5 separate regions of the Homo sapiens genome follow, and all the other regions are linked to region 1. The links are chromatin loops, found by intact Hi-C in ENCODE. Cell type or tissue: natural killer cell. All regions are shown on one strand. Links, peaks and the distances in the headings refer to the core of each region. The heading gives the core; the rest is flanking DNA. Region 1 overlaps FYN (FYN proto-oncogene, Src family tyrosine kinase). Region 2 overlaps FYN (FYN proto-oncogene, Src family tyrosine kinase). Region 3 overlaps FYN (FYN proto-oncogene, Src family tyrosine kinase). Region 4 overlaps FYN (FYN proto-oncogene, Src family tyrosine kinase). Region 5 overlaps FYN (FYN proto-oncogene, Src family tyrosine kinase).

Evidence for each region. Hi-C counts contacts between places; a loop is a spot of excess contacts. Peaks named below come from ENCODE experiments on the same cell type or tissue, not always from the same donor. Only the 100,000 strongest peaks of a DNase experiment are listed, where the experiment ranks them.
Region 2: a loop joins it to region 1, with 2.5 times the contacts of the local background. A loop is called at or near these places in 7 of 110 quality-filtered maps.
Region 3: a loop joins it to region 1, with 3 times the contacts of the local background. A loop is called at or near these places in 7 of 110 quality-filtered maps.
Region 4: a loop joins it to region 1, with 2.3 times the contacts of the local background. A loop is called at or near these places in 4 of 110 quality-filtered maps.
Region 5: a loop joins it to region 1, with 3 times the contacts of the local background. A loop is called at or near these places in 6 of 110 quality-filtered maps.

The regions. Positions count from the first base shown.
Region 1 is chr6:111,833,800-111,839,849 of GRCh38, forward strand. All of the region lies in intron 2 of FYN (FYN proto-oncogene, Src family tyrosine kinase), which reads right to left. Among named protein-coding and RNA genes, the nearest start is that of FYN, 37 kb to the right of the region's middle. RefSeq lists an enhancer at 4,123-4,212. In natural killer cell, for the core only: no CTCF peak of the experiment used is centred there; DNase peaks (open chromatin) are centred at 927, 3,382, 4,122, 4,192 and 1 weaker place; H3K27ac peaks cover 4,202 bases.
Region 2 is chr6:111,748,267-111,754,316 of GRCh38, forward strand. The region is part of intron 3 of FYN (FYN proto-oncogene, Src family tyrosine kinase); the gene reads right to left. Among named protein-coding and RNA genes, the nearest start is that of FYN, 120 kb to the right of the region's middle. RefSeq lists an enhancer at 2,702-3,274. In natural killer cell, for the core only: no CTCF peak of the experiment used is centred there; DNase peaks (open chromatin) are centred at 2,050, 3,045, 3,451 and 5,513; H3K27ac peaks cover 5,000 bases.
Region 3 is chr6:111,765,047-111,770,620 of GRCh38, forward strand. All of the region lies in intron 3 of FYN (FYN proto-oncogene, Src family tyrosine kinase), which reads right to left. Among named protein-coding and RNA genes, the nearest start is that of FYN, 110 kb to the right of the region's middle. RefSeq lists an enhancer at 1-39. In natural killer cell, for the core only: no CTCF peak of the experiment used is centred there; DNase peaks (open chromatin) are centred at 841 and 2,985; H3K27ac peaks cover 5,000 bases.
Region 4 is chr6:111,732,085-111,738,134 of GRCh38, forward strand. The region is part of intron 3 of FYN (FYN proto-oncogene, Src family tyrosine kinase); the gene reads right to left. Among named protein-coding and RNA genes, the nearest start is that of TRAF3IP2, 130 kb to the left of the region's middle. RefSeq lists an enhancer at 1-204. In natural killer cell, for the core only: no CTCF peak of the experiment used is centred there; DNase peaks (open chromatin) are centred at 2,587, 3,300 and 5,287; H3K27ac peaks cover 5,000 bases.
Region 5 is chr6:111,712,267-111,718,316 of GRCh38, forward strand. It overlaps FYN (FYN proto-oncogene, Src family tyrosine kinase), which reads right to left. Exons shown (of 14, transcript NM_002037.5): 5 at 2,081-2,177. Among named protein-coding and RNA genes, the nearest start is that of TRAF3IP2, 110 kb to the left of the region's middle. In natural killer cell, for the core only: no CTCF peak of the experiment used is centred there; DNase peaks (open chromatin) are centred at 2,345 and 3,335; H3K27ac peaks cover 3,341 bases.

The DNA.
Region 1 (6,050 bases), core at 574-5,573:
CTCTAAGACCCAGAAATTCTTCCCTTAGGCACCCATTCTAGAAAAACTGCAGCAGGATGCACATTCAAGAATGTTCATAGCACACTATTTAAATAGCAAAACTGGAAATGTCCCAACTGTTCTTGAGAGAAGGGATAAAGTGGTCTTCCACTCATACAATGAGTGGACCAGACAGCAGTGAAGATAAATAAATTTGATGCATGATGCTTCATGCATCAGTAGGAATGAATCTTAAAAATGTTGAATGAATCTTAACAAATGTTGATGGAAATAAGCAAATGGTAGAAGAAGACCATTTATATATAGTCCCAAGGTAAATAAAAGTTAGCAATAAATTGTTTAGGGAAACAAACTTACAGAGAAAAGCAAGGAAATGATAAACATGAAATTTAGAATACTGGTTCCATTGAAGGAGAAGGGTGTGGAGAGTGAACTCACAGGGGCTTCCAAGCTGCAGGATGAGTAAGAGGATTGTTTATTTCTCTCTCACACACACACAATGTAGATGTGTGAGTGAGTGTGGATACACATACACACACCTATTCCTTTGTATGCCTCATATTAAAAAAAATTCTTATGTTACCCTGAGCCCTGGGCCCACCTTCCTCAGTGCCTCCTTCCCAGTACTCTGACCCTCTGTAGGGCCTTGGGCTTGGACTCGTCTTAGTTGGAGCACTTGCTCCTTCTGCCTCCCAGCTCCAATCAAACAGAAGACTCAACATTGATGACCTCTGTTCTCTACAAGGACTCACCTGCGTTTATCCAGGCTACTGCTGATGGGAAGGTGAAACCCAGCAGGGATGTACAGAAGGTGGTGCCAACCTTGCTGCAAGGGAACGTGCAAGGAGTGCCCATTTCTAATCTGTCTGCCCAGAGTGCAGACACCTTTTGCTGAGTTGTACTCAGGAGCTGCAGGCGGCAGTGCTGGCCTAGGTCTCCCACCCACAAGCCAACCCCAGGGTTGCCTCCTGTTCACAAAAGTTTATCAGTTGTATTACTGCTGCCCCAATTACTACTGAGTGGTACCTCACTACTACTGACTTCCCCAAACCACCCCTTCTTCCTTCCTCATTCCTATAGAATAATCCCAGACCTACCCATCTCTCAGACACCCAGACTCTCAACTTGGCATAATTCTCCACCTTCCCCTATCCCCATTTTAAGAGTAAACTCAGAGTTTATTTTTCTGCTTCACCCACAGTTAGGAGTTCCTGGTCTTGGTACCATGGCCTGAATTTAGACAAAATAGGAATTTTTATTGGATTTATTCTATTTCAGGAATGTTTATTCTAAAAGCTTTTCTTATTTCCTACTCAAAAATTAAAATTGGTAAGTTAATTCAAAGGCAAGTGAATTCAGCTGTTTTTTCATTTCAATTTTTCTCAACTATTTAGTAGATTACCTATAACAACCAGAGAAACTGTAACTACTGTCCTAAAGATCTGAATCTAGGTAATTTGGTTTTTCTTAAAAAATGTTTCACACCATCTGCATTGTAACATGAAAACAAAATAGCAAATCTCCATTTTCACTTTAATGACCCTATTTTCATTTGATCACTGAAATACTAAAGTGATACTAAAGTGAAGGATTGTTAGGAATAATGCTCAAAATCCTAAGGAAATTGAACACTCGAACAAAGAATTCTTAGCAAAGCAATTTTACTTCTGCGCAGAGGGGTGCCTCCTTGGCCAGTCGCCATGAGAACACACCTGAACAAAGGGTCATGAGAGCCTTTATTCCTGAAGCAAGTCCTGCCCCTGTACCCTTTCCCCATTGGCCAGGGTCGGTTCATACAATCTAAACTAATCCCAGTTGGCTAAACATTTGATTTTTTTTTAGATAAGGTGGGCACGTAAAAGAAAGTGGAGGGGAAGGGGAAGGGGTGTCTGTAATGAGCTAGAAAGTTAGTCCTCTTTCCAAATAAGGAAAGGAATGTGAGCTGGTACTGATAACGCCTGGTACTGTGGCGTGCCTGGGCATCTAACAAAGGCAAAAAGGAAAAAAGGAGAAAAAGGAGAAAAGTGTGTGGGGGGAGGGGTTCTATGAATTAAAGAACAAAAGATTGATCAGATTATTGGAAGAGAAACCTCATCATATCCCACAGGATGAATGTGAAAAACAAAAACAAGAAAAGTAAGGACAGGTTTCTGCAGGTGGTGGCATACTGTAAAGCAAACTTTGGCTCCACGAGGAGCAAGACACTGGTACAGTTAAAGGGCCAGGCTGAATGGATACCCTCCATGCAGGATTCTGAGTTCAGCAAGAAACAGAGAAACTGAAAGACAACTCTGAAATGCCAGGTGAGTGAAGGTGATTCCAAAGTGAAAGGTGACAAGAACTGGTCTCAGGGACCTGGTTGTGAGGAAAGAGAAAACACAGTAGGCCTTCAGAGAAAGGCATCTGAGGTGGCCAATTCCTCCAATGTGGGTGAAGAACGCTCTCAATGATCATAGGAGATGGCGATATGACGGAAAATATGAAAACCTGTCATTCACTATCTCGAATCTCAGCTGAGATATGGAGTGATACTCATGGGTTAAACATCCAGTGAATGATGGTTGCCTAATATTTACATGCAAATAGGCCTCAGATATTAACTGATTTGGGCTTTAGCCCCCAAAAGAAAAATTTTTAAATTATATTTCCAACAACAACAACAACAACAACAAAACAAATGCTAGGCTGTGCGCGGTGGTTCATGTCTGTAATCTCAGATCTTTCGAAGGTCAAGGTGGGAGGATGAATTGAGCCCAGGAGTTCAAGACCAGCCTGGGCAACATAGGGAGACACTGTTTCTACAAAAATAATAAAAAATATTAGCCAGGCGCTGTAGCAGGCACCTGTAGTCCCAGCTGCTAGGGAGGCTGAGGTGGGAGGATCGCCCAGGAGGTTGAGGCTGCAGTGAACCGTGACTGTGTCACTGCACTCCAGCCTGGTTGACAAAGTGAGATTGTGTCTCAAAAAAGAAACAAAGAAAAACAACAAATGCTTTTTTCTGAACGGACACATTTTGCTCTGTTGGTTCTGAAATGAGCCAAGAACATTATATAGTATTTGTTGTTGTTATTAAACAGTATCATCTAGAAAACACAAAAGCCTAATTATATTTTCTTGGCCACTGTAAAAATGGAATACTGTAAAGATATATGATTGGCTAGTTAGCCAATATTTATTAATACCAAATATAAGAAAACAGAATAAATATTATGATAACTGTCAAAAGTTTTTTGTCCTACCAGTTCATGGGCCATATATAAAAAAAACACTCCTGACACTTTACCAGTGAGGCCTTCCCACACCTAGCACCTCACTGCGGTCACCATAACGACTTCTAAACTTTACGAGTGGGTTTTATAAGTTACTTTATTTTCAATACCTAAGGGCTGTTTAAACTTTTTCTCATTATCAAATTTACTTTTTTGCGGTAAGCGGCACTTTGATGTACATCAAACTCTCTTGTAAAAGAAAAAAATGTTTTTTCCCTCATCTGGTAACAGTAGAATGGGGAAAGTGGCAGGTACTTCAGTTTTGCTTTTTTTTTAAATTACATTTCCCCTACTCCTACTCTTTAGAATATTCTAAAGATGGACAAAATCCTCCCCCGACACAAAGGTTTTGTCTTCAATTACCGTAGCATTATCTATGTTGACACACAGCAACAGAAAAAACAATACGGACAGGTGCCTTCCCTCTTGCCATTCTTCTACCCTGTGTATGAATCCACTCGACGTCAAAGTTGGGAGTTAGTCCATCCATGGCCAGTACTGACCAAAGAAAGGGGGTACAACAAGTAGAAGTTGGTAAATGATGATGATTTTCTCCCCTCACTGGCATCTCTTCATCTAACTCCTGTTGGGGATTTCACGGCACTTTGTGCCTCCACTTCAGACACTCTTCACAGTTGCACCTTACTCTTGATGACTGTCAGCTTCTCCCGTGGCCTAGCTCTTTGGTGAGACGGTCAGGACTTCCTCAAGCCCCCAAGGCTCACATACTTTCCACCACACGACGCTGCCTCATGTTCCACCCTGAAACCATCTCACTTTCTCATGGCAGCCTTATCTGGAGGGACTATGCAAATGCACAAATTGCTGTTTTATCCCTTCTGTTATCATCACTGATCCACGCAGCATCTCACTTTCTTTCACTTTACACTCTGACTGTATTCAGTAGTGACACATTTCACAACTTAATGAACGCCCCTAGATCTTCCGAAAAGCCATCATGCTCACCCAACAGTGGGAGCTGCTCTCCACAGACCACACATACCCACAAAGGAGGATCAGTCTTTAGTAGAGGTGAACACTTAACCCTCATTACCCTAGTAAGATTAGTACTCCTCATCTGAATGCAAGATTCCAGTCCCTCCTTTAAAAAAATCACCCATGGGCTAATATTTGGGTATGTTACAGGAAGTGGGACTCAAGATTTAAACCTACTAACATCAATGAGGACATCCAGGGACCTCTCCACTCACAGTAGTGACTGACTAAGCACCCTACCAACTTTCCCTTCCCATGGTACTGCTCCATCTCAGGGCAGTTTCACAAGACTATTATGACAGATCACAAATGCAGAATACCTTGATGTCAGCAAAGCACCTGATAGTCACTCAAAAACATATCCAAGCAAGATGGGAAACCCTGGTCCAAGTGATAATTCACTTTAGTGGCCTCAGTGACTGAATGGCCATACCCAAAGACACTAACATCACAGAAGAACAACACTGACCTGGAGAGAGGTCCTTGGAACAGGGCTTTGCACATTTGTCCCTGGTCAATGTTTTCATCAAGATGTGCTTATAGCAGTCACAAATAATTCACAGTTGAAAGGAGATAGTTAATTAATTGGACGACAGAATAGAGATTTTAAAAGACTTAAATAGGTTAGAATGACAGCCACAACTGACCAAAAGAACACCATCTTCCTCTCCAAATTAACAGATAAAATCTTGCTTTCAATTGTAAATAATCTATGGTATGTGTGGATAGGATGGTGTTATCACTTGCCTCACGTTCAGTTGTTTACTGAATGGAAACAACTCATCCTGTTTACAAGTTCTGCCAGTGATCCTGTCTCCAGACTCTGGGTGGGTATGGCTTTCAGCCACAGACATTCAGAATCATATCAATTTTACGATTCTGACTTCAGACCGGGGCTTCCTTTTACTCTGGGCTCAAGTATCTGTCTTGGGGCCTACCTCATTTCAGTAGTTGACTCTATAACTCATTCTTTTGGACTCAGCTCTTTGCATTAGCTTCTGAACTGAAGTCCCTGCACATCTGCATGCCTCTCATCTGGCTCTACGACATGCCCAGCCATACATTTCTGCTGCCAAACTTCTGTCCATCTAGACAGCCACCTATAGAAGAGTTTCCTCTGTACTATGTCTTACCAGATTATCCAAACTGCCTTCTGTTTACTCTGCTGCTGGTACCATTCCCATGAGCATGCCCCAGCTCATGGATCTGTTTGTTCTCTAGATCCCTATCTGGTCTATATTCTGGATCCCAAGCTATACCATCCAGCTACTGACAGAAATCCAGATCTCCTATGTAGCATGGGGAAAGGAGATGAGTTTAAAGCAATTCATACTTAAGAAGTCCTAAGGATTTTTATCACACATAAGCTCAATGCAAGCTGAAGATATGATAAAGTGACTCGATGAGAGATGTAATATTGGTCTGCATCAGTATAGCCTATACTGATGCAGAAAATGTGCACCTAAGGAGACCTGATAGTAACCTCTTACTCTACACTGGTCAAACCATCTTGTAAGTACCGTGTTCATGTCCAAGAGCCATGTTTTCAAAAAGACAGTGATATAAAGGCAATGTATCCAGGAGGAAGTGACCAGAATGACGGGATTCCTGACACCAGCTAATGCAAGAAAGTTATAAGAACTAGGGCTCTTGGACTAGGAAAAAAGGATTTTTCAGGGGTTGGGTTTTCAGGTACTGAAGGGCTCTCAAATGGAAGATGACCTAGAGGCTTGTATCACCAGAGACAGCTTGGGGGTCTGCAGGAACAAAGCGGAAGGTGTGGGC
Region 2 (6,050 bases), core at 704-5,703, 85 kb before region 1:
AAGCCATTTAGAACATTATCCACAGGAAACGGCTGCAGCTGGTAAGGGAACTTTTGACATTAAGGAAATGCAGAACTTCATGGAATTAGATGAAGACAGGAATATTGTATCACAGAATGACGCTATCTTAGCAGGAGCTGGACCATGTTTTCAACAGACACACTCATTTTATAGCAGTTCATGCTTGCTCACCTCTCTGGGTTTTCAGGAGACATGCATGGCGTATCAAGAGCAAAAATTCAAAGAAATGGGAACTAGTACTCAGAGACATTTTTGATCTCAAGGGTTAGGGGCCTGTGGTTTGGTGTAGAGCTTGGACCTGTTCATCCATATAGACCTGTGCTAATAGGGTAAGCAAGCACTAACCACATGTGGCTGGTTCAAGATGAGATGTAATGTAAGTATAAAGCATATAACCAGGTTTCAAAGACAGCATGAAAAAAGAATGTAAAATGTTTAATAAATTTTAAAATATGATTACATGTTGAAATGATAATATTTTACACAGGTCGTCTTAAATTTAAAAATATTAACATTACTTTCATGTGTTTCTTTTTGCTTTTTAAATGTGGCTACTCGGTAATTTAAAATTAATTACCTGTGTTGCCTGCATTTGTAGTTTGTTCTAAGTCTATGGGAAAGGACCGGTATACTCAGTAATTGAAAAGATTAATCCAAATTGAAGATTTGGTGCATTTGATCAAAAGTGGCAAACCAACTGCACTGCAATATGTTTCCTAGGAGGTGAATAAAATGACTGAACAGAAACATGCATTCTACCCTGACCTGCTGGTTACCTAAGGTAAACCACTCACTCTTCCTGGGCCTCAGTCACTATAATGGTTCATCCAGATCATCTCGGACACTTCTTCTAGTGCTGACATTTGGAATCTGTGGCAAATTCCTTAGGGCAGGTAAATCATGAGTGAAGGTGAACTTTAAAAAAACCTTAATATTTGCTCAATATTCATAGCCCCAAATATTGCCTGCTGATCTCTCACATGTGACATGCCTTTAAGTCTCTCTGGAGCAACAGCTAAAATTGAATGGCAATGATAATCATGTTTATGATACACAGACTGAGCTGCCCTACGGAAAAGAGGATGCTTGCTCTATGTACCCCAATGAGTGGGTTTTACTTGACAAGATTATATTAGTAATTGGTAATTACTTTTGCACCAGCCGAATACTTCTAAGATGGAAAAACTTAAATGCACCTTAATAATCCAACAAAAGCTTATTAAAACATGAACACAAAATATTCTAAAATATCCTCCCCTGAGGGAGGGAGAACAGAACCTGGTCCTCTTTTAGTTCAGGTTCTACCCTATTTCTTTTCATGTTCAAAGCATGTAATTATCTGCTAGAAGTTATTCTGCATCTCCCAGGCAAATTATATACTTTTTGCATGATTGTAGAGTTTCTCCTTTTTCTTTTCCTTAAAAGGTAAAAAACTTAAATGTAGATAACACAATTATAATAGGGTAAAACTTTCAGCACAATGCTAGATAAAAACAAATATTTTAAATAAATATATGTTCAAAATATATGTTCAAAATCTGTGTGTGGAAACAAATATGGAATTAAGAAATGACAGGGATAAATGACCTACATGATGGAAAACTCGCTTATGATGGAGACCTCTAGGAAGACTGCATGATTTCTCCTGGAAAAAAAAAAAATCCCATAATTTGCATCCCCACATCTGTAGAATTTCCCTGTTACATCCAGTTTAAGTCTGACATCTTTAACTTCTGATCCAAGAGTGACAGCATGTACAACTGCTACTAACATATATGTCCGTTTTGAAGTAGCTCCTGCCTTTATGTACTTGGCTCCAGATTCCTTCCATTCTGACTTTCTGCAACATAACCGATACAGTTTGCATGTATGTCTCCGTCCAAATCTCATGTCGAATTATAATCCCCAACTTTGGAGGTGAGGCCTGGTGGGAGGTAATTGGGTCATGGGGGTAGTTTCTCATGAATGGTTTAGCACCATCCTCCTTGGTACTGTCCTCATGACAGTGAGTTCTTGTGAGATCTGGTTGTTTAAAAGTGGGTAGCACCTTTCTCCTAGCCCTCTCTCCTGCTCCCACCATGTGAGATGCCTCGCTTCCCCTTTGCCTTCCGCCATGATTGGAAGCTTCCGGAGGCCTCCCTGGAAGCAGAAGCCGCTATGCTTCCTGTACAACCTGCAGAACCACGAGCCAATTATACCTCTTTTCTTTATAAATTACTCAGTCTCAGGTATTTCTTTACAGTAATGTGAGAATGAATTAATACAATGACCATAAATGCCTGTAATAGAGGTAACCAAGTAAATATTTGTTGAGAAAAGAAATTTTAGGGATGCAGGCTCTTCCTCTCTCCTCCTTTCCTCATTTTCTTCCCTCCTTTCCTTTCTTTGTTGGCCAGACCACCTAGATTCATGCCAGTACAATTCATGTCATTTTTTTTTTTTTTTTTTTACTAACATTGAAGGCAAGTTGGGAAATTTTGACTGAATTGCTGAAACAAAGGGCATGCGTTCCCGCCATTCCATACTTCTAAGGAACTTATTTTAAAAAGCAAGAAAGGGGCAGCAAAGTCACAGAACAATGAAAGGACACAATGGCCACCTTCACTTTTGTTGAGACTGGAGAGATGGGAGTCGTAGACATGAATGAGTGCAAGCCTCAGTGGGTCTATTGTGCAAAATAAGTTTTACTTGAAAATGGAAAAAATGACCCTGCATTTCTCTTTGCCATTATCTACAGAGTCACACTGGAAAAAAACACCAAGAGAAGCAAAGCAAAAAGAATAGTTTCTATTGGCCTTTCCTTGGCATTGTATACTTTTATTCCTTTATTCTTTTCTTGCTCAACCTCATTCCCAACTATTTTACTATTTTGGGGGCACTGGGGACAGAACTTCTGGGAAACATAACACGCATTAGTCCATTTGTTTTCTCTGTGAATTCTTTTCAGCATCTTTGTGTAGCAACAGGAAGGATGTGGGCTCCCTTTCAGATTCAAATGAGGCAAATCAGCCCTGGCTCAGGTTGACAACATCATGTTTATGTTACACTGTGGCCTCAGAACGCCAGAACTGCTGTCTCTAGGTAGAATGGCCATTTTGTCCTGGGGCTTAATGTCTATTTTTAACATCAGATCCCTAGCCCATGTCTCACAAAAACAACAAACAATTAACAACAAAAACCCCCCAAAACTGCTGACACAGTATAACTACAGCATACTATTTTATTAAGAGAATTCTGAGTTTTAGAGTTGAAAAGATCAGTGTTTTCAAGGTATTCAGAGATATTTTAAATCATATAGGACAGATGTGCAGAAGTGGCAGTGTCTCCATTCAAATTCTTTCTTTTTTTTTTTGAGACAGCATCTTGCTCGGTCATCTAGGCTGGAGTGCAGTGGCACAATCACAGCTCCCTGCAGCCTCAACCTCCTGGGCTCAAGCTATCCTTCTACCTACGCCTCCCAGTACCTGGGACTACAGTTGTGCACCACCACATGTAAATAATCTTTTTTTTTGGTAGAAACAAGGTCTCACTATGTTGCCCAGGCTGGTGTTGAACTCCTGAGCTCAAGCAACCCTCTTGCCTCGGCCTCTCAAAGTGCTGGGATTACAGGCATGAGCCACCATGCTTAGCTTCAGATATTTCTTAAGCTTTTAGAATGTGGTAGGAAAATCCTACCATGTATTTTTCTCAGATTTATATTCCTAAGCATGTAAATCAAGGAGTAATAAATTTATAATATAAACAAATATAAGACTTTATTTTATAAAACTGGATGTTTATTACTAAGGCTTCTACCAAAAGTTCAAAGCAAAACCATGGAAGAGAATGTGGAGTGGTGCTAGACAAATATGTTAATACTGAATTTGGGAACTGAGTCTATTATTAATTCTATTAGTCCAACTTCGTGATCTTGGCAAGTTATTTATCCTCTCTTAAACCTCAACTCCATCCATTCCTCCATCTATCCATCTACCCATGATCCATCCAACAAATACATCCTCTCTACTAAATGCTCAGCCCTTGGTGAATTAAAAAGATGAATAAGCTATCAGCCCACTGGAGCAGCTTTTGATAAAACAAGTGTACAAATAATTCTATGCAAGACAATTGTCAGTTGGAAGTTGTAGGGTGCTAACAGGAGCTTAGTGGAAAAAGAAGTCACTTCCAATGGAGAGATCAGTCAAGGCTCCATTGAGGAGAGACATTTTGTTGTTTGAGAAAGAAGCAAGATTTCTAAATCTAGAGCAGGGTTGAGACATTCCTGGCCACAGGAAAAGCCAGGGCAAAGATGGGCATCAGGGAGGCATGGAAGACATTTAGGGAAGAGTGACAAGTCCACCAGGTGGAATAGGGTCTGAGTGGGGAGGCAGTGGCTCCTCTGATCAGGCAAGCAGCCAAGAGAGGACTTGGACTGAATTTGGAGCTCAGAGGGGAGGCTCTGAAGAGTTCTAAGCAAGAATGACACTTGGTCTGGCAGCTCCATGCAGAATGGCTCTGCCACAAAAGCACCTGAAAGATGCTAGGAAGAAGTTTTAGCAGTCCAGTTCAGTGTTAATAATCTTGCTTTAGGAGGGTGGTGGTGAGGGTGGGATGGAGGGATAGACAGGGCTGTGAACTGGTGGAATGGAACTGGGCACTTACTTATCTCTAATATTCAAGCTTCCACATTCTAGTATTTGACAGTTTAGTGTAAGTGGGGGAAATTAACTTGAATGCCCCCAAAATAGAGGCAAAAATAGCTTTGGATAAAATTTAGTCCCATTTCTATATATATTGAAATCTCAATATCAATTAGTCTTACAGAAAAAACTGGTCTTGCAGAAGAAGTGTCAAGGCATGATATATGAAAGACAAGCTGTATTTAGGTAAACCTACTAAAGTGTTTTAGCATTTGGTCTGATCCTCCATACAGGATGCTTTCATAGGAGGAATAGTCATGCCACTTTCTATTTTGACAGGGGTCAGAGAAGTGTGGTTCTTTACAGATTTCAGTAATGCATTATCCAAAAAGGCCTCTCATAATACCTTTGGGAATAAGATAGGAAAATGTGGGCTAGATACTAGAACAATGAAGTGAATTATAATATTTAAGTGGGGCTGATTGGTGAGCTCAGGTCCACCTAGAAGGTGGTCTCAGGAGGCCTAAAATGGGGCTCTGAGCTCTTCAAAAACTTGTCAACATCTTAGATGAAGATATTGAAAATTTGTATGGTGAAATATTCAGATGGAACAAACTTTTGAAGGGACAGGAGTGACAATCTCAAGATATAAAAATATCTTGGTAGGCTGGAGTATTAGGCCACAACTGACATGATAAAATTAGTAAGGACAAATGTGAGGGCCTAAACCAAAAAAAAAAAAAAGTTGCCTAAGTACAGGACGGTGGACATGTGGTTTAGCAGCAGCATGTGTAAAAACAATTTGTGGGGAAGTGTTAGCTGAAAGTAATTTCAATTTAAGTCAATTGTTTGACATGGCTGCTTAAAAGTGTGATCTAATGTGGTATTTACTGAAATACAGCATTAGCTCCGGCCTCACTTAAGTTGGGATTCCAGAAACACTGAGAAACACAGGTGCTTTTGATATAAACATGTTGGGTATAGTTGCTTAACAAACCAAGCTCAGCTTAACCAGAGAGAAGTTTTGCTGGTCATCATGGAGGCCCTGCCCTTAGCCAGACTGAGCTAGGGAGGTTAGTAGGAAGAAACAGTGAAGGACTCACCAAACTAGAAGCTACACTTACCCATTCTATCCATTCTAGTAAGACTGAACTTTGATTTTTTTAAATGCAATGATAATAAAATTTTAGGCAGCAAGAGACAGAGCCCGGTCAGAAGGACAATACTGTTCCTCTATTCCTTATCAAATTCAATGCTAGGCAATATGAAGATATTTCTTTTATCGTCTGTCTGAATGTGGAACTCTTCTACTGTCTGAATATTTCTGGGCCCCAAGTTGGGGTTTACTTTCTTGATGGTTGGGAAGAATCATTTGGGTGAGGGGTACTGTGCCCATGACCCACAGCCAAC
Region 3 (5,574 bases), core at 4-5,003, 69 kb before region 1:
GCTGGGCCACCGCAAGGGAGCAAGGCCATTTGCTATCCTGTGGGTTTCCTGAATGAGGCCAGGAACGAATGCTTGTAACAGAGGAGACCTGCACACAGGGTGTGTGCACACATGAGCACACACACTCTCAGAGGATCAGAAGAATTTTTATACCTATGTGTGATGGACTGAATTGTGTCCCCTCAAATGCATGTGTTGAAGCCCTAACCCCCAATGTAACTGTATTTGGAGAAGGGGGCCTTAAAGGAGGTTGATGAAAAATAAGTTCAAAGAGGTAGGGCCCTGATCCAATAGGGCTGGTCTTCTTATAGGAAGGGGAAGAGACAGCAGGGGAACTTGCAGAGAGAAAAAGGCCATGTGGGGACACCAGAGACAGTGGCCATCTGCAAGACGAGGAGGGAGGCTCACCAGACCCTGGCCCTGCCTGCACCATGAACTTGGACTTTCAGTCTCCAGACTATGAGAAAATATGATTCTGTTGTTGAAGCCACCCAGGCCTTTCCCCTGACATAAATGCCCACCTGGAAGGAACCTTTACCTATTTCTCTGGCGTGTGTTATCTATGAATATGTTCTAAGACTTATTCATAACACTTCAGTTATTTTTAAGCACCTATGATGAAAAAGACACAGTACTGGACACAGAGGTGAATTTTCTAGCCTGATGGACTAGGAAGAAGTGACACTTAAGATGAGCCTTGCTGGATAAGCAGAGACTGACTAGAAATTAAAAAAAAAAAAAAAAGATCCTTGCAGCAGATTAGACTTAGACTCTAAGCGACAGCAGGAAGGCATCCCAAGAGGTTAGAAAATGAGTGTTCAAAGCCCTCCAAGGGCACAGAGATGGTTTGGTTTTGCTACAGGATCACATTTGAAGTGAAAGAGTTAGATGTGTTAAAGAGGTGGGTTGGACAGACAGATCATAAAAGGCCTCAGATGCCAGGTTAAGGTGTTTAGGCCTTTCTTGGGGGAATAACAGGAGCCTTGAGAAGTTCTGAAACAAGAGAATGACAAGATTGATATATGTGTAAAAAGGGAAAAGTGAAGAGACATGACACAGAGTAAGCACTTATGAGTGTCAGGCATCATGTCAGCACCACACTTCTTCTCTTTTAATCCTCAAAACAATACCATTTTGGACATGAGAAAGTTGAGTCACAGCAGGGTGGTCACTTGCCCAAGACCCCACAGCTGGTCAGCAATGGAGCTCAGATGCAAGCACATGCCCAGTAGCAAAGTTAATGCCCTGCCCTTCCTGCCATTTAACCTCAAGCTCACCTCCCACACCATCATCTATTTTCCTCCCAGTCAGAATGGCTATCTTAACAGAGCCTGGAATGTACATTGCTTTTAGGGTTGGAAAGCAGGCAGATTAACCACAAAAAATTTCCAATGCACAGGGCACCTCTAGAAATATCATTCAGCCTTCTAAACAAAGCCATATGTAAACCAGCTCTTGCTGTCTATATTAGTCCATTCTCACACTGCTAATAAAGACATACATGAGACTGGATAATTTGTGAAGGACAGAGGTTAAATTGACTCACAGTTAAGCATGGCTGGGAAGGCCTCAGGAAACTTACAATCATGGCAGAAGGGGAAGCAATCACATCCTTCCTCACGTGATGGCAGGAAGGAGAATTGCCAAGCAAAGAGGGAAAAGCCCCTTATAAAACCATCAAATCTCGTGAGAACTCACTTACTATCACGAAAACAGCAGCACGGGGGTAACTGCCCCTAAGATTCAATTACTTCCCACCGGGTCCCTCCCATGACATGTGGGGATTATGGAAACTACAATTCAAGATGAGATCTGGGTGATGACACAGCCAAATCATATAATGTCTTTTCCTATCACAACACAGTCAAAGGGTCAAGTTGGGAATTCTCCTATTGTGTCCTACAATATCAAAGTAACCAATGATCATAATTTACACATAAAGCTGCAAAAATATATAGGGGATATAGTTGTCCTAGGTAAGCAGCCACCCCAACATCGACTATATTTTTAATGCAATATAAACAGCTGCTCTCAAATAACCTCTGCTCCCCAAATCCAACAAGATCACCCAGTATCCAGGAAAATACAATGCTGTTTTCTGTGTCTACCTTTAAATGACAAAGTAAGTCATGCTATGATCATTTGATCTTTTGACATAGCTGCTCTTCTAAAACTTCAGGTATATTGAAAAACAAGAGTAAAAATCAGGTAAGAAAGAGTTAATTCCCTTAATATATAAAAATCAAAACATACCATGCCAGTAGAATAATTCACATTTTCTTAAATGTGCTCTCCTTCAAGGGCAAAGATTTTTGGTATTTTGGAAGCAATACTTACAAAGATAACTTGGGCACTATTTTTTTATTTTTCTTTTAGATGAAGTCTCGCTCTGTTGCCCAGGCTGGAGTGCAGTGGCGCAATCTCAGCTCACTGCAACCTCTGCCTCCCGGGTTCAAGTGATTCTCCTGTCTCAGCCTCCGAGTAGCTGGGACTACAGGCATGCACCACCACACCCAGCTAATTTTTTGTATTTTTAGTAGAGATGGGGTTTCACCATGTCAGCCAGGATGGTCTCGATCTCCTGACCTTGTGATCCACCCACCTTGGCCTCCCAAAGTGCTGGGATTACAGGCATGGGTCACCCTGCCTGGCCCTTAGGTGCTATCTTGAAAATTACGTGTGTACTCTAAGATACAATTGTGGCTAATGGTTTGTTAGAAGAGAGACAAAACTGCTAAAAGCATCACTTCTATTCTGGCACCTACTGTGTGCCAGCACTGAGACCTGTGCTGGGACTAGATAGATCAGGATAAGCAAACTGAATCACATCAGGGGTTGTTAAAATCCCCTTAAAACTAATGAGGGTGTAAAAACTTTTTTTTGACGTTAGAATCAAATTCTGAGAGCTACTCCTTTGAAAAACAGGCAGCACACTTTTCACTTCCTTGCCTACTCACACCTCAGGAATCACGTGCTGTGGCTTTTCTATAAAATTTTCACAACACAGCCTATCTCTTCTACCTTCAAAAAGCAGGGGGGTGGAAGTGGGAATATGTGCATGTATGTGTGTGTGCACACATGCGTGTATGTGGTTGTTGGGGATTCCTCCCTTTTTGCTCTATAGATATACTTTTCACACTGTGGCATAATTGTTGGATATGGTTCTTATCCATTAAACAAACTCCTTCGAGGTATATGCTGTGTCTGGATGTATCTCTGTTTTCCCAGACTAGGAACAATGCCCAGCACTGTTCCTTACATGTTTACTGAGTGAATGAATGATTGTTTCAACTGTGAGTTTGTCTTCAGACTCCAGAACGTTTGACAGTCAATATACTCCTCATGGTAGGGAAAGTCAAAACTTTCAAAAATTTATATGCATGTGTACAAACAGATTTCAGGACAAGCTTATTGAGGTGTAATTTGTATACAGTAAAATTCTCCCTAAGTATTGATAAGTGGATACAATTGAGTAAGAGCAGGTGGTTCCTACACACTTGCCAGGGCCCTGTTCTCCGGGACTCCGAATGAATGGAGGGACAGTGGGGCCTGGGAACCTGGATTTTTAATATCATCTCAGGTAATTCTGGTAAAAACCCCAGGTCAAGAGTCCCTGAAGCAGATGATGCTCTGCCACTATATTTTATATTTCCTTTCCTTTTCTCATCCCCAGGCCCATCCATCACTCTCAGTCAACTATTAATATTGAGGATGAAACCAAAACATTTCTGCTCAGCACCATACTTGGAAACAAAATCTAGGTACTCAGCCACTTGGCTGGAGTCAACTATAATTTCTGGTTATTTAGCAGAAATACAGCTGCTAAATGACATTTTGAAATGAACATGAGATATCCACTTAAAGAAATGAAAAGGCTTTGAATCAGCATGGGATAAAAGGATTGTGATTTGGGGGCTCTAAGTGTGTATTACTCTAGGGAAATGGTGGGGAAAGAGAAGAAACCAAGCCACTCACAACAACACTGTTCTAATTCCAAATGCAACCCCACACCTGAAGTTTTTTAAATGGTGGATTTTAGGGGATCTGTGAATAGTGAGGTTGACATCAAGTCAAAATCCAAAGGATACAGCACTGAAGGGAATGTAAGAAAATTCATTTGTATTACAAGAGGGCTGGCTTTGCAGTGCCATCCTTCAGTTACTGAAAGATATCAAAAAACATGATCTCCTCTAGCCTTCACTTAACTGAGAATGTTGGAAGATGTGGGGTTCTGGCCTCTAATTAGTAATATGGGACAATCTTTTCCCTATTTGAATTTCAATTCTTACAGCTAAGGGTTTGTATTTTAGTAAAGTCTATCACAACAAACTCCAGGAGTCTGTCGCCATTCTTTTGTCATTTTCTCCCCTGAGATTGTGATTATAATCTAATAATTCAAGTAGTGGGGTCAGTGGTCAGAGACTTGACATTTAGTGGAAATGGAATCTAACCTTTACTGATATTTCATTGTGAGTAATACTCAAAATGGGACTGACATATTGGGAGACTATTTGACTAGTTGGAAAAAAGAAACCTAACCACTGTTAATCAAAACAGAGGTATAACTGGTATAAAAAACAGACACAAGGCCTGCTTGTTCTGCTGTGGTCCTGGGGAGATTACTAGCTAGTAAATATTTTATGAATCCATTGATTAAGATGGGACTTTAAGAAAGAATGAATTAAAAAAAAACACACACACCCTGGCTTTGAAAAATGCCAATGAATTACTTCTAAGAGAAAGAAAATTATGGAAACTCTGCTGTGGAGAAGTTTAAAAGTATGCTTTACACTATCATTTACAGGCAGTGTATGTTGGTCTCACCAGCTGCCAGGGCTGGTAGAAAACTGCTGAGCTAGCAGTTATGACCAAACCAAGCATCTCTCTGTAATTAGAGTTAGCTGGAGAGGGGGAGAATGGCACAAAGAGGACAGGAATATGTGGTTTTAGATGGGGGGAGGGCAAAAAAGCAGATCAAGTTTCTCTTGAGATTTAAATTAAAGAACATAGCTGGGTGTGACCTTGGACTATGTCTTCTGTACTGCTGTGCTGCCCAACACCATAGCCAGTAGCCACACTGGGCACATTTCAAGTGGCTTGTACAAATTGAGATACGCTGTAAATGTAAACTACATATGAAGTTTCAAAGACTTAGTACAAAAATATCTCAATAATTTAACATACTGACTGTATGGTAAATGATAATATTTTGGACATATATTGGGTTAAATAAAATGTAAAGTTTAATTTTACTCATTTCATTCTACTTTCTTCTAAACTGGCTTCTAGATAGCTTTAAATTGTACATGCTGCTTGACTTTGGTTTCTATTGGACAGTGCTGATTCAGACCTTTACTTCTTCACTTGTTAAATGTGGCTGATGGTGGGAAGCTGGGGTGGTTCAGATGGGAAGAAACATTGTGGGTGACAAGGTGACAGGTCAGGGTAAAGCATTATGGTGACTGCTTGTAGACTGAAAACTTTAGCTTAGGGAGTATGAAGAACAATCACAAGAGACCCAAGCTAATCAGGTCTGTCCTAGTTTATTTTGTGTTCTTATATATCTGTGACTGG
Region 4 (6,050 bases), core at 472-5,471, 100 kb before region 1:
GCTACATGGGCTAGACCACTTGTGGATGACCTACTTAACACCTGATGGAAACCCAGTCAGATTTTTCTTAACAAATCCAAAAAAGGTAACACTGGGTTTACATACCAGCATACATTCTGCGAACACTACTGCTTGTAAAAGTTATGGTGAAGCAATTTAATAGTGACTTTTCACTTGGCCTATGAATGAGGTAGAGAATACAATGTTTTTTTATACTGTTGTCCTACAGAGTGATTAAACCTTAAGTTCACTCCTTAAAAATGGCACAGCAGTTAATCTTCCCTTTTTCCTAGGTGCTTGCAGGATTCTGGTATCAGGCAGGGTTGCCCTGGGTCTAAAGGGACACGGCCTTGGCAATCTTGCAGCCCAAATCCACGTCACTGAAAGTAAGCGAGCGGTGGAGGGTGAAGGCGGGTGAAGGCAGGTGAAGGGTGTGCAGGCTGCCTGCTATCCCCTCGCTGTCCCACCAAATCCACCCCACCCTCCTCCATCATAATAGCTTTAGTGAGCCTCTGGCTTTGCAGCTGAAGACTGCATTCTCAGACTCTCTTGCAGCTAGGTGTGGCCAGATCACTTAATTCTAGTCAACTCCTTGTGACTGGGTATAATATATTCAACTCCTGAATCCTTCAAAAGGGAGCTGGTCGTCCTCCACTTTCCTTCCTGCTTCCTGTGGGCTGGGAAGTGGGTGTGGTGCTGGTGAACTGGCTTCAACAGACAGACAATGGCAACCCAACAGGGAACAGCAGGACCACAGGATGGAAGGAACCTGGGCCCCGGACAGCTTCACGGAGCACAGCTGCTCGTCTACCCGAAAGCACCCACCACTGACCCCAACACGAGAGGCATGAATATTGATCTTGTGTGGGCCACTGCTTCTTTGGGAGGAGATGGGGGAGGGCATGCAGTGGGATCTTTGTTATAACAGGGAGTCTGCAGCAACACACGGAGGAAGTGAATCTAATACAGAGGTCAAAGGGTGGCTGTGTGGGCCACGTGTCTCCCCACTCCCGAGAACCAATAAGAACTTCTGATTACCTTTGACACAAACAGTTAAACTTGAATTAAGGCAAGTTAGTAGGATAACAACAACAGTAACAATAACAATGCCTACCACTTTTTGAGAACTTATTTTCTGCTTGACCTTTTACATATGCTATCTCATTTAATCCTCAGAGCAACCTTACAAGTATATTTTACAGTCAAGGAACCTTGGGCCCACAGAATTGGAGTAACTTTCCCAGAGTTACTCAGGCCGTGGGACCTGGACATGAATCTAGATCTAATACGCTTGCATCTTCTACCTACTACACCATGCTGTTTTTTGAGAAGCGTGCTCTGCTCCTAGCCATTTTCTAAGTCCAGCTTAGCATTTGTTCCCAAGTCTCCGGGACATCTTAGTCTGGAATTAAGTCTTCTGTTTTAGAGAAGGTCTGTAAGCAGTGCATTAGCCCAGAACCAGGATGCTGAGTAGCCCTGTGGCACAGAGCGTATCACTCTGAAGTTCTGGAGCCCAGTTTCCTCATCAGTGCATTAGCCCAGAACCAGGTTGCTGAGTAGCCCTGTGGTACAGAGCGTGTCACTCTGAAGTTCTGGAGCCCAGTTTCCTCATCAGTGCATTAGCCTGGAACCAGGCTGCTGAGTAGCCCCGTGGCACAAAGCGTGTCACTCTGAAGTTCTGAAGTCCAGTTCCCTCATCAGTGGAGCAAAGTGGGCTTCCAAGCCAGGCACGGTGGCTCATGCCTGTAATCCCAGCACTTTGGGAGGCTGAGGTGGGCGGAATACTTGAAGCCAGGAATTGGAGACCAGCCTGGGCAACATGGAGAAACCCCATCTCTACAAATATACAAACATTAGCCAGGCATGGTGGTATGTGCCTGTAGTCTCAGTTACTTGGGGGGCTGGGGCGGGAGGATCACTTGAGCCCGGGATATTGAAGTTGCAATGAGCCATGTTCGTGCTACTACACTCCAGCCTGGGTGACAGAGTGAGACCCTGTCTCAAACAAACAAAAAACAAACAAACAAACAAACAAAAAAATGTGAGCTTCAACAAGGAGCCCTCCAGGGTTCACACCAATGCTGAAGGAGCCCAAAGACCTTTTGCACACATTGAGCAGAACCACTGAGTCCACAGACAGACAGGCAGCTCTTGGCCCTCAGCTGAACCTCAGGAATTATGAGGACTCATGGAATGACCTGACCAAGTGCTCAGGTTTGGCTCTAAATGCTCAGATGACCCCTGCTGTGCCAGAGCCTTGAGAAGGTACATTATGAGAGTTTTAATGATGTGAGAAGAGCTAGGCATTGCTGTGTCCTACAGTTTTTATTTAATTTTTTGCCCTATGGTTTAAAGTACTCTTTCTTACTACAGTTTTCAGAAGACCTATGTCCTCCACTTTCCTTTGTTGCTAAAATGAAGAACAACTTATGATCTGGCTCAACCAACTCTGGCATTCATGACATGCTGTGGTCTTGACCCTCCTCCCTCATCACAGGGAGGCTCCACTTCTCTCTGGCTCTACCCTACAGGGTTGCTAGGTACAGCTGTTCTCCTTCTGAGCTGCTGGAGATGAAGTTAGAAGAAAACAATAACAAGAATGAAGAAACGACCCCCCCTACCCCAAACAAAAGTTACTCCGAAATCACCATAGTAACAAATCACCAGTTTTCAACTGTTTCATTTCCTTTGCATTTTTGTTTCTCTGCACATACCCTTTTATTTATATTCAGCCCCAGCTCTAGCCTTTATTCAACAAGCATATTTTGATCCCCTTTATGTGACAGGCACTGTGCTAAGGGCTGCCGGTATAAAGTCAAGTACACATGGCCTCTGTCCTCAGGGAGCTAATATATACTTAAGAGGGAGACAGACAAGTAAATCGAGGGACTCAGGTTGGAGAGGGGACACAGAGGGAGTTCTAATTCATCCAGGTCAGCAATTGAGAAAGTGACTGGATATTAGCCCAGGCAGGGAGGAGATGGGCACTGCAGGCAAGGGAATAGCATATCTGAGGGCACAGAGGTGTGGAACACCATGATACCCTCAAAGAACCGTAAGTGTTCTTACGGCTTATTTGATTTATGGCCATATTTATGGAGCATTCAAATATGTGCCAAGCATATTTCGAGGCTTTGGGTGCTAAGGCTGAAGAAGACAGGCTCCCTGCTCAAAAGGAGCTTATAGTTTAATGGGATTGAAATGTGTAGCTGGGTAAGTGGCTGAGCTTGAGAAGCAGTCAGAAGCCAAATCTTAAACAACTATGAGTCCATTCTACTGAGCCCTCACTATGGTGCCTAAAGCTTTCCTAGGTGCAATATGCAAATGACCTTTGATCCATCAACATCCTGTGCTGGGTATTATCATCATCATCAATGAAGGGAGGTAAAGTTATTTGCCTAAGGCCTCAGTGCTAGGTTTAACTGCATTTTAACCCAGATCTGGCTAAATCTGAGACCTATAAGCAAAAGCATTTGCACATTATACAACTGATACTTATCCAGTATTAAGCAGGAGTGAAACTGGGTCTTGATAGACACATACTGAAGCTGGGGAGAAAAGAGAAGCATGGGGGGGTGCCAGATCAAGAAGGCAAGGGTAGAAAGAGACTGCATGCAAGTGGCTGGACAGGGAGGTATCTAAGTAAGCTATGACTTCCTAAGTGGACCAATGACTCTATCCATTCTAGCTACCTGTCTATTCATAATTCATACCTCACAAATCATCCCCAACTGTGGCAAAGCCGTAGCTTTTGTTACATGTGAGAATAAAGATCTGAAACCATAAATGGCTGCAGAGGTGATCTACTTTGGAACTATATAAGTGACATTATCTGAGAGCCCTGGCACACAAAACACTTCATATCTTTTGGGGCTGGTAGGAGTGAGAAATAGGCTTGCACAGTTGTGTAAGTGGCTGCCTAAACATGATGAGGACAGGTAACACCACAGATAGACATCTGCAATGCAGGTCATCAGAAGAAAGACAGGAATGCCCACTGAAAAGGGCATGTAACAAGTAGAATCCAACAACAGACCGGTGTCACAAGAGGATCCTGAAGGAGTGGCTAGGGTTAGAGGTGCAGATGAATGTGAGGTCACAGGGGATCACCACTGTTCTCCTCCAGCTGTGGAGGGGTTTGCTCTGTCAAGTCAAATACGAATGTCTTTATCATGATGCAGAAGTGGCAGTTACACTTCAGTTTTGCATAAAAAATATAATATTAACACATTCTTTGGGCTAGAAGGCAGCTTATTTTTTCAGCAATGACAGCTCTACTCACATATACAGGCTTAGAACAGTCAGAGGATGTAAACTCTTGCTCATCCACCAGCAAGAGTCATCAATCGGCAGCTCTGGCAGAAGCACTTTGTCCCAGCACTAAGCAGAACTGGCCTGTCCCTGAGAGCTCCGATGGAGCTGCCTTAGAAGATTCCAGGTAATGATGGCCCAAGGGTGGCTTCATGCCCTGCCCCAGTTCTGGCTCAATACAACCCAAACTGACCCAGCAAGTAATGATGGTACACACATGAAATAAGCCCAGGAAACAGCTCTGCCATAATTCTTTGTGACAAAAGCTGACTCGACATGCTGATTTCCAGCCCAAGTGAAACAAAATGGTCCTGTGTACAACCAGCCTACACATTCTGAGTATTCACCGTTCCACCAGGTTTATTCCTTAATCTGGACGCACTAAATGCACTCCCCTCTAAGTCCCTTCATCATTTTCTAGCCATCTTGCTTCTCTCTTAAGACTTGTATTTTCTATATAGGTTCACTGCTAAAATAAAAATACTGCTAACAATTAGTGGATCTGCATAACTCTTATAGAAGAGACTGATTATTTATACCATTTCTACTTTTCCAAACCCACTAAACTGTTCCCTAACTTTGTTTTTCTTAACTATCTCAACTGTTTGAAATCTGTTTCTGTTCTAACATGGTTGCTGGTTAATCATCCATTCTTGTCACTATTTGTTTTGTGCCTCAAACACTCGACTCTTTAAAATAATGGTGTGGACAGAGGAATAAACAAACTTAGTTTCTCCTCTACTCTTACAACATGCTTCTGACACCAGATGTGTGGGTTTTGTTTCCCCACATATCAAGCAAGCAAGCAAGCAATTTTGCAGTGGACACAGCTGGCTGTTCTCCAGTTCAATTCAATTTGGTGCCAATATCTACCTAGAGATAGTGTCAGATCCTACAGGTTGAGGGCTTAGTTTCACAAAACTGCTCCCCACTTAAGACATGAGTCACAGGCCCCAGGTTGTGGTATGTGCTTCTAACCCACCGGCTATAAATCGGGATCTCCACAACCCCCTCCTTGGGTTTGACTCATTTGCTACAGCAGCTCACAGAACCCAGGGAAACAGTTATGTTTACTACTTCATTATAAAGGATGTTTTAAAGGATACAGATGAAGAGATACACAGGGTGAGGTATGAAGGAAAGGGCGTGGAGCGTCCACGGCTTCTGTGCCCTGCCACCCTCCAGGAACCTGCACATGTTCAGCTATCTAGAAGCTCTCCAAACTCTGTCCTCTTGACTTTTTATGGAGGCCTCATTACATAAGCATGATTGATTAAATCACTGGCCACTGGTGATCAACTTAACCTTCAGTCCCCTTTTCTCTCCCCAAAGACTGGGAGATAAGGCTCAAAGTCCCAACCCTCTAATCCTCTCTTTCCCATGACCAGTCCCCATCCTCTAGACGTTTACTACTTTGGAGATTCCAAGGATTTTAGGAGCTGTTTGCCAGAAAACAGTGACCAAATATACACTTCACAATATCACTAATGGCCTCAAATTTTCCTTAATTTTGACTATTTTCCCATAAAAAAACAAATAAACAAATAATTTTTTCTTTGGTACCAGAGCATTTTTACTTTCCTGCTAGGCCAGGTGACAAAACTCTCACTCATTTTCAACCTAAACAACACAACACCCATCATGAACTGTCATCCTCCATTTCTATATTGCAATTCCAACATAAAGTGATGCTACTGGCAGAATTTTCAGTCTGTTAGGAGCAAGTACTGGTGAAAATG
Region 5 (6,050 bases), core at 412-5,411, 120 kb before region 1:
TTTACAAATAGTCTTGAAATTTCTAATCAACCTTGGCATGTAGGGGAGGCTAAGGGGCGGAGGATTTCAGAATTCAAAGTTAATGGACTCCAACAAGCAGCAAAATAACAGCAAGGAGGTATACCCAGAGAGATCAAAGCCCAATCCCCTCCTCCCCAGCCCCAGTCAACTCTCCAAAGCTTCCTGTCACTTGAAGGTTCCCATCCCCTTTGATAAAGTATCTGGGCCTTTCCCAGATCAAACCTGACACTGTTCTCAGGATGCCTCCCTGCACCTCGCCCTGGGCTCTGCCACCTGCCAGCTCTGTGCTCTGGGGCAGTTTCCTAATCTGGGCCTCTGGCTCCTCAGATATCAAACGATGACGTCGATGCATACCTCAGACAGTAGTGGAAGAATGCATGAGAATGTTTGTAACTTAGCTCATGGCTGGTACATCAGGAGCCTTCAATGAATGGTAGCTGTTTATTATTTTTTAAAAACTTCCTGTGGCTACAGGAGGAGGACTCCTGGGGGGCAGGTAACACTCTTCTTGACCTGGCTGGTGGCCACACAGGCATGTTCAGCTTGTGAAAATTCAGCAAACTGTATACTTTTTGAAAATTGTGGTAAAATATAGGCAACATAAAATTTATCATTTTAATCATTTTTAAGTGTACAGTTGAGCGGCAGTAAGTACGTTCACACTGTTGTGCAACATCACTGTGTACACTTTTGATACGTGCACTTTTCTGCATGTGTTCCAACAAAAAGTTAAAAAAACACCACCCCACACCTTTGTTAATGATGACAATCCTAATATATGTTTGAAAACCCTGTGGCTATGTAGACTGTGCCTTCTGATGTCTCGAAGAGAGTCGTTGGCCCTTTATGGCAGTATTCAGTTCTTGCTGTTGAAAGGCGGCATATTCTCACTGCATGGTTCTGTGAGCCAGGGGGCATTCAAGAAAAGGGTGGGCTTTCCAAGGAGGCAGTTTTCAGGCCTGAAGGAGGTCCCTGTGGCAATCAGCACTCCTCTTTCCTGGGATGTGCAGTGTGACCAGGGCTGCCTCTTACTCCCTCTGGCATATCCTTCTGGGAAAGCTGAGGAGCCTGGCTCCAAGTCCTTCTGCCAACATGGAATCTGATTTGCTCAGAGAGCAGAGGAGAAGCAACCAGACTTGGTGGCATAGAAGAACTTCCTGGTGTGCCCCTCAGCCCCTGGGTGGCATTCTTTCCCAACCACCGGGAGCACTCATAGGGACGCTGGAGATGCCTGGCTTGCTGATGTGGAACCCCACCCCCCCACACTTTCTTCAGAACCTAGATTTTTTTCTGAAGGGCCTCATCCACATACACTGCCTCAATCTAATAGAGGCAGTATTTATAAACCCTAAGAAAATCTGACCCGTGTTTACTCTTCTTATGGAGGTACTGAATGTAGGATTTGAAAAGTGAGTGATCCTCACTCTTGAAATCTCCCCACTGCTTGTTTAACTGTTGTTCCTCCTGGCCAACATTAAACAACCATGCAGCATATTCATTCAAGAGTGGGTAAAATCACTTCTTCTAGCTCCAAAAGATTCCAGTCACTCCCAAATTTTTGTTATAGGGAAACGCCTCCACAGGCTTCACCAAAGAAATGTTTAGCAGTTTATAAAATAAAGAACTTGTTGCAAGCCTCAAGTGAGGGCTTAGCTAGTGTAACATCTGAAATGTGAAGAAAATCTCAAGGCAGAGAGCACGAAACGTGGGTAGCCAAGGCTTGTGCCAATCACTTGAAACTGTAGGTTTGTAGAAACACTCAGGGCTGTGGAGAGCGATGCTGGTGATTTTACAACCTTTAAACCTAAACCAAAACCAATAAACATGGACTGTGCTAGTATTTTTGGTACTCTCCAAAAATCTCCTTGGACACACAGTGCCATAAAATACTGCACTGTGTCACTGACTCTTCTTTTTCTCAAAGTATATTGTTGTAAACCAGTGAATTTAGCAAATGTTCTTTTAGCATTTCAGACATCTGAAGAGATGCAGACCAGAAATGCAAGACCCCTTCCCAACCTGAAAGGTATACATGCTTCTCCTCCCTCTCCAAACTTACGAGCTGTTCAATATTTGAAATTTTTCTCCTTTGTGAAAACTCAGGTCATCTTCTGTCCGTGCTTCATAGTCATAAAGGGCCACAAAGAGTGTCACTCCTGCCGAAACGAAATTCACAAGAAGGGAGATTATTACACAAGGGGAAATTAATTCCAAGAAATTAAATCTTCACTAAAATCTCATTCTCACAATCTACATCTAGCCAGCACTAATAACATGATGAAGTGTTGTAATTAACGTGTCAAAACCACAGTCACAGGGCTGTGTTTATGCCTTGGTCTTTGTAGGGGAAGCCTTACTGTATCTGAAAGAAACCTAGACCTGAAGGGCTTCTTTCTGTAATAGCTTTTAATGAGGGCTGAGGAGCAGGGAAATATTAAAATTGCATCCCAAACAAAAGGGCAGCGTCAGCGTCAGGGTTCAGGTTTGCAGGGCTCTGCAGCAGTTACTGACATCCTTTGCTGGTCGTATCTTCTCCTCCACTTGGAGCCTATGTTAGTTTCTGGGTAAAATGCACCACCCTTTCTCCTGGTAAAACAGTAACATAGAACGTAATAGGAAATGCCTCCTGCAGCTTGGGGAAATTTAGAGAAGACCGTTTCTGTAATATTCACCCCAATTAGAGGATGTACTGCCCTTGGCATCTGCAGTTCATTTTGCAGTTTTGTGCTGCTCGCCCCACTGCTGAAAATGGAACCCTCTCCCTTGTCCTCCCCCTACCTTGAACTCACCTCTCCTCACACTGTCTTGTAGCACTCACTCTTCCTCACACCCACCCTATGTCCTCTCATCTGGCTCTCTAGAGAGGCCCTTCCTGGTTTACAGAAGTTTGCTAGCAGCAGCAGAGAATATCCAGTGTCATTTGGCCTAGGATTTCCTCCATATAATTAGGCATAATTCTTTTTTTTTTTTCAAATAGAGACGGGGGTCTCACTATGTTGCCCAGGCTGGTCTCGAATTCCTGGGTGCAAGTGATCCCCCTGGCTTGGCCTCCCAAAGTGCTGGGATTATAGGTGTGACCTACTGTGCCCAACCCAACAGGCATAATTCTAGCATAGTCCCCAGTGACTCCTGCCTCCTAGTATTCAGTCTCGTGCAAGCCCCTCCCCTTGAGTGTGGGCTGGATCTAACGACTTGCTTCTACTCAACAGAATGTGCAGTCCCTTAAGTGACTAGGCTTCAAAAGATGGTGACTTCCGTCTTTCTAGCAGACTCTCTCTATTGCCACTTCAGCTTGTGTACTTTGATGAAGCAAGGCGCCATGCTGGTGAGGCCCATGTGACCAAGAACTGAGGGTGGCCTCTGGCCAACAGCCAGCGAGGCACCGAATCCTGCCAGCACTACATGAGTTTGGAAGCAGATCATTCTCAGCTAAACTGTGAGATGACTATAGCCCAGCCAACGTACCTTGATTACAGCCTGTGAGAGATTCTGAAGGACCGAACTGACCATTCGCAGATTCCTGACCCACAGAAACTGTAAATTTAGGTTTTATAATTTTAATTGATGTATGGACACACATAAACAAAAAAGCATGAAGGAAGATTTGGATCCAAGCGGTGCCACACTTTATGTCATCACTACAAGTGTTCAAGTGTAAAGAAAACCAGTTTTGAAACTATGAAATTCCTGATTCATAAATACACAGTTATTTCTATTTTAGTACATATAAGATAATACACTGTTATTAAAGCTCTTTTATTAAGGCAATTGCATATGTCTTAAAAGCAATGGTAAATTAAGTTGCCTTCCAAAACTGTGTACTTGTCTGGTCAGCTGTGTATGATCAGTTATCTACCTCAGAGTCTATTTTCTTTTGTGCTGGGACAGGTTGCTGGCCCTCCCTGTTTCCACAGCCCAAATCCTCCTAGCTCAGAAGCTAGGGCTAAGCAGTTATTTCTTTTGAGTATTTTTTAGTTCTTACATTTTATGCTTGTATTTGATGATAAATGTCAGTGACATTTCATAGTTTCCAAAGTCCTGGCTGCTCTGAGAAGTGTAGATTCTAGTGAAAATTACATAGTCATAAGATAAATTTGTTTTTGTTTTATTTTTTAAAAGTCACGGTATCACTGGTTCTATGCTCCCTGGAATATTACTGCTTTGTGAAAGCCCAGGCTGAACGCAGCACCCTCTGTGTACCTAGTACAGTTATAAACCTGGGTCTCCCACTAGTTGATACTTCTGCATTAGTTAAGGCAGAAATTTGATAGTTTGGTTAGAGGGGAGGGGAAATCTGTTGCCAGAAATGTCTAACTAAGTGCCATACTCGTCTGGGTAAGATTTGGGAAACATAACCTCTGTATATTAAAAAAAAAATTAGTTAAACATCATATAGTAGATAGCCATTAAATTATAAAAAAAATTATGAAGAAAGATCTTTTGTACCCGATTGAAAAAAAGAGATATAGAGATATCTATATGATCAAGAGAGTTAATTTTTTTTTTTTTTTTTTGAGATGGAGTTTCACTCTTGTCGCCCAGGCTGGAGTGCAGTGGCATAATCTCAGCTCACTGCAACCTCCGCCTCCCGGGTTCAAGTGATTCTCCTGCCTCAGCCTCCCGAGTAGCTGAGATTACAGGTGCCTGCCACCATGCCCAGCTAATTTTTTGTATTTTTAGTAGAGACGGGGTTTCACCATGTTGGGCAGGCTGGTCTTGAACTCCTGACATCGTGATCTGCCTGCCTCAGCCTCCCAAAGTGCTGGGATTACAGGTGTAAGCCACTGCGCCTGGCCGAGATTTAATTTTTTATTTTTGTTTTACTAGTGCCACAGACTTGCCAGTGGTAACTTATTTACCCCATTCAAGATAACTCTGTAGTTTTCTTTCCTAGGACTTGTTGTTAAACGTCAAAAGACATTTTTGAGCTGTATGTTTGATCAGACTGTTAGCTTTTCTGTTTTATTTCTTTTAAGAACCTCTGAATAAAAAACATCTGAAATTGAAAAAAAAAAGAAATTAAATGTGTTTTGTTTTAAGCTGCTAAGTTTTGTGGCAATTTGTTATACAGCAGTTGATAACTAATAGTAGTTCCCTGCAGTCTGCCTTTTCATTCTGGTCTCTCTGCACTTCAGAGTGCCTGCTATGACCTACAGAAATGACAGGGAGCCCACTTTTTTTTTTTTCTTTTGAGATGGAGATTCACTCTTGTTGCCCAAGCTGGAGTGCAATGGCGTGATCTCGGCTCACTGCAGCCTCCGCCTCCCGGGTTTAAGCACTTCTCCTGCCTCAGCCTCCCGAGTAGCTGGGATTACAGGCGCCCACCACCACGCCTGGCTAATTTTTTGTATTTTTTAGTAGAGACGGGGTTTCGCCATGTTGGCCAGGATGGTCTCAAACTCCTGCGCTCAAGTGATCCACCCACCTCAGCCTTCCAAAGTGCTGGGATTACAGGCATGAGCTACTGCACCCGGCCAGAGTCCACCTTTTTTACCAAGCTGCCAATTTGCTGTGTAGGTAGTTCCAAGGGAAGAAATGTGTCATGGCACTATTCAAGGACCACAGAGAAGAGTGGGGCTTGTCTTTCTGCCCCATCCCAAGTGGGACTTTCCTCAGGAGAGTTAGCATTCAGAGGTCTGACCATGCAAAGCTAGGCTCATTTGGCAACTTTCCTTCTTTCCTTAGATTTCTTTGAAAGGTAAGAAAAGAGATTGGCTTAAAACAAAAATGTGGGTGCCCGTAAGGTCATGCCTATTCTTATTTAACACTCCATGACCAGATTCCCTTCTTTAAAAACAATTTAAAAATGAAGCCAAGCCAGCCCCACTGTGTGGAAGGCAAGGCACATGAAGACCAGCACCCCACTCTCTCCTTGCATCAGCTGACAAGTTCTCACTGAGGGCTTTTATGTTCCATGTTCCAGGAGCTGAGGGGAGAATCAAAGGAGGTTACAGAGAAACACAGACGTTGTTCTTGGCCTTACAGGACTGAAGGCAGTATTGGGAGAAAGGACATGCATATATATTAAA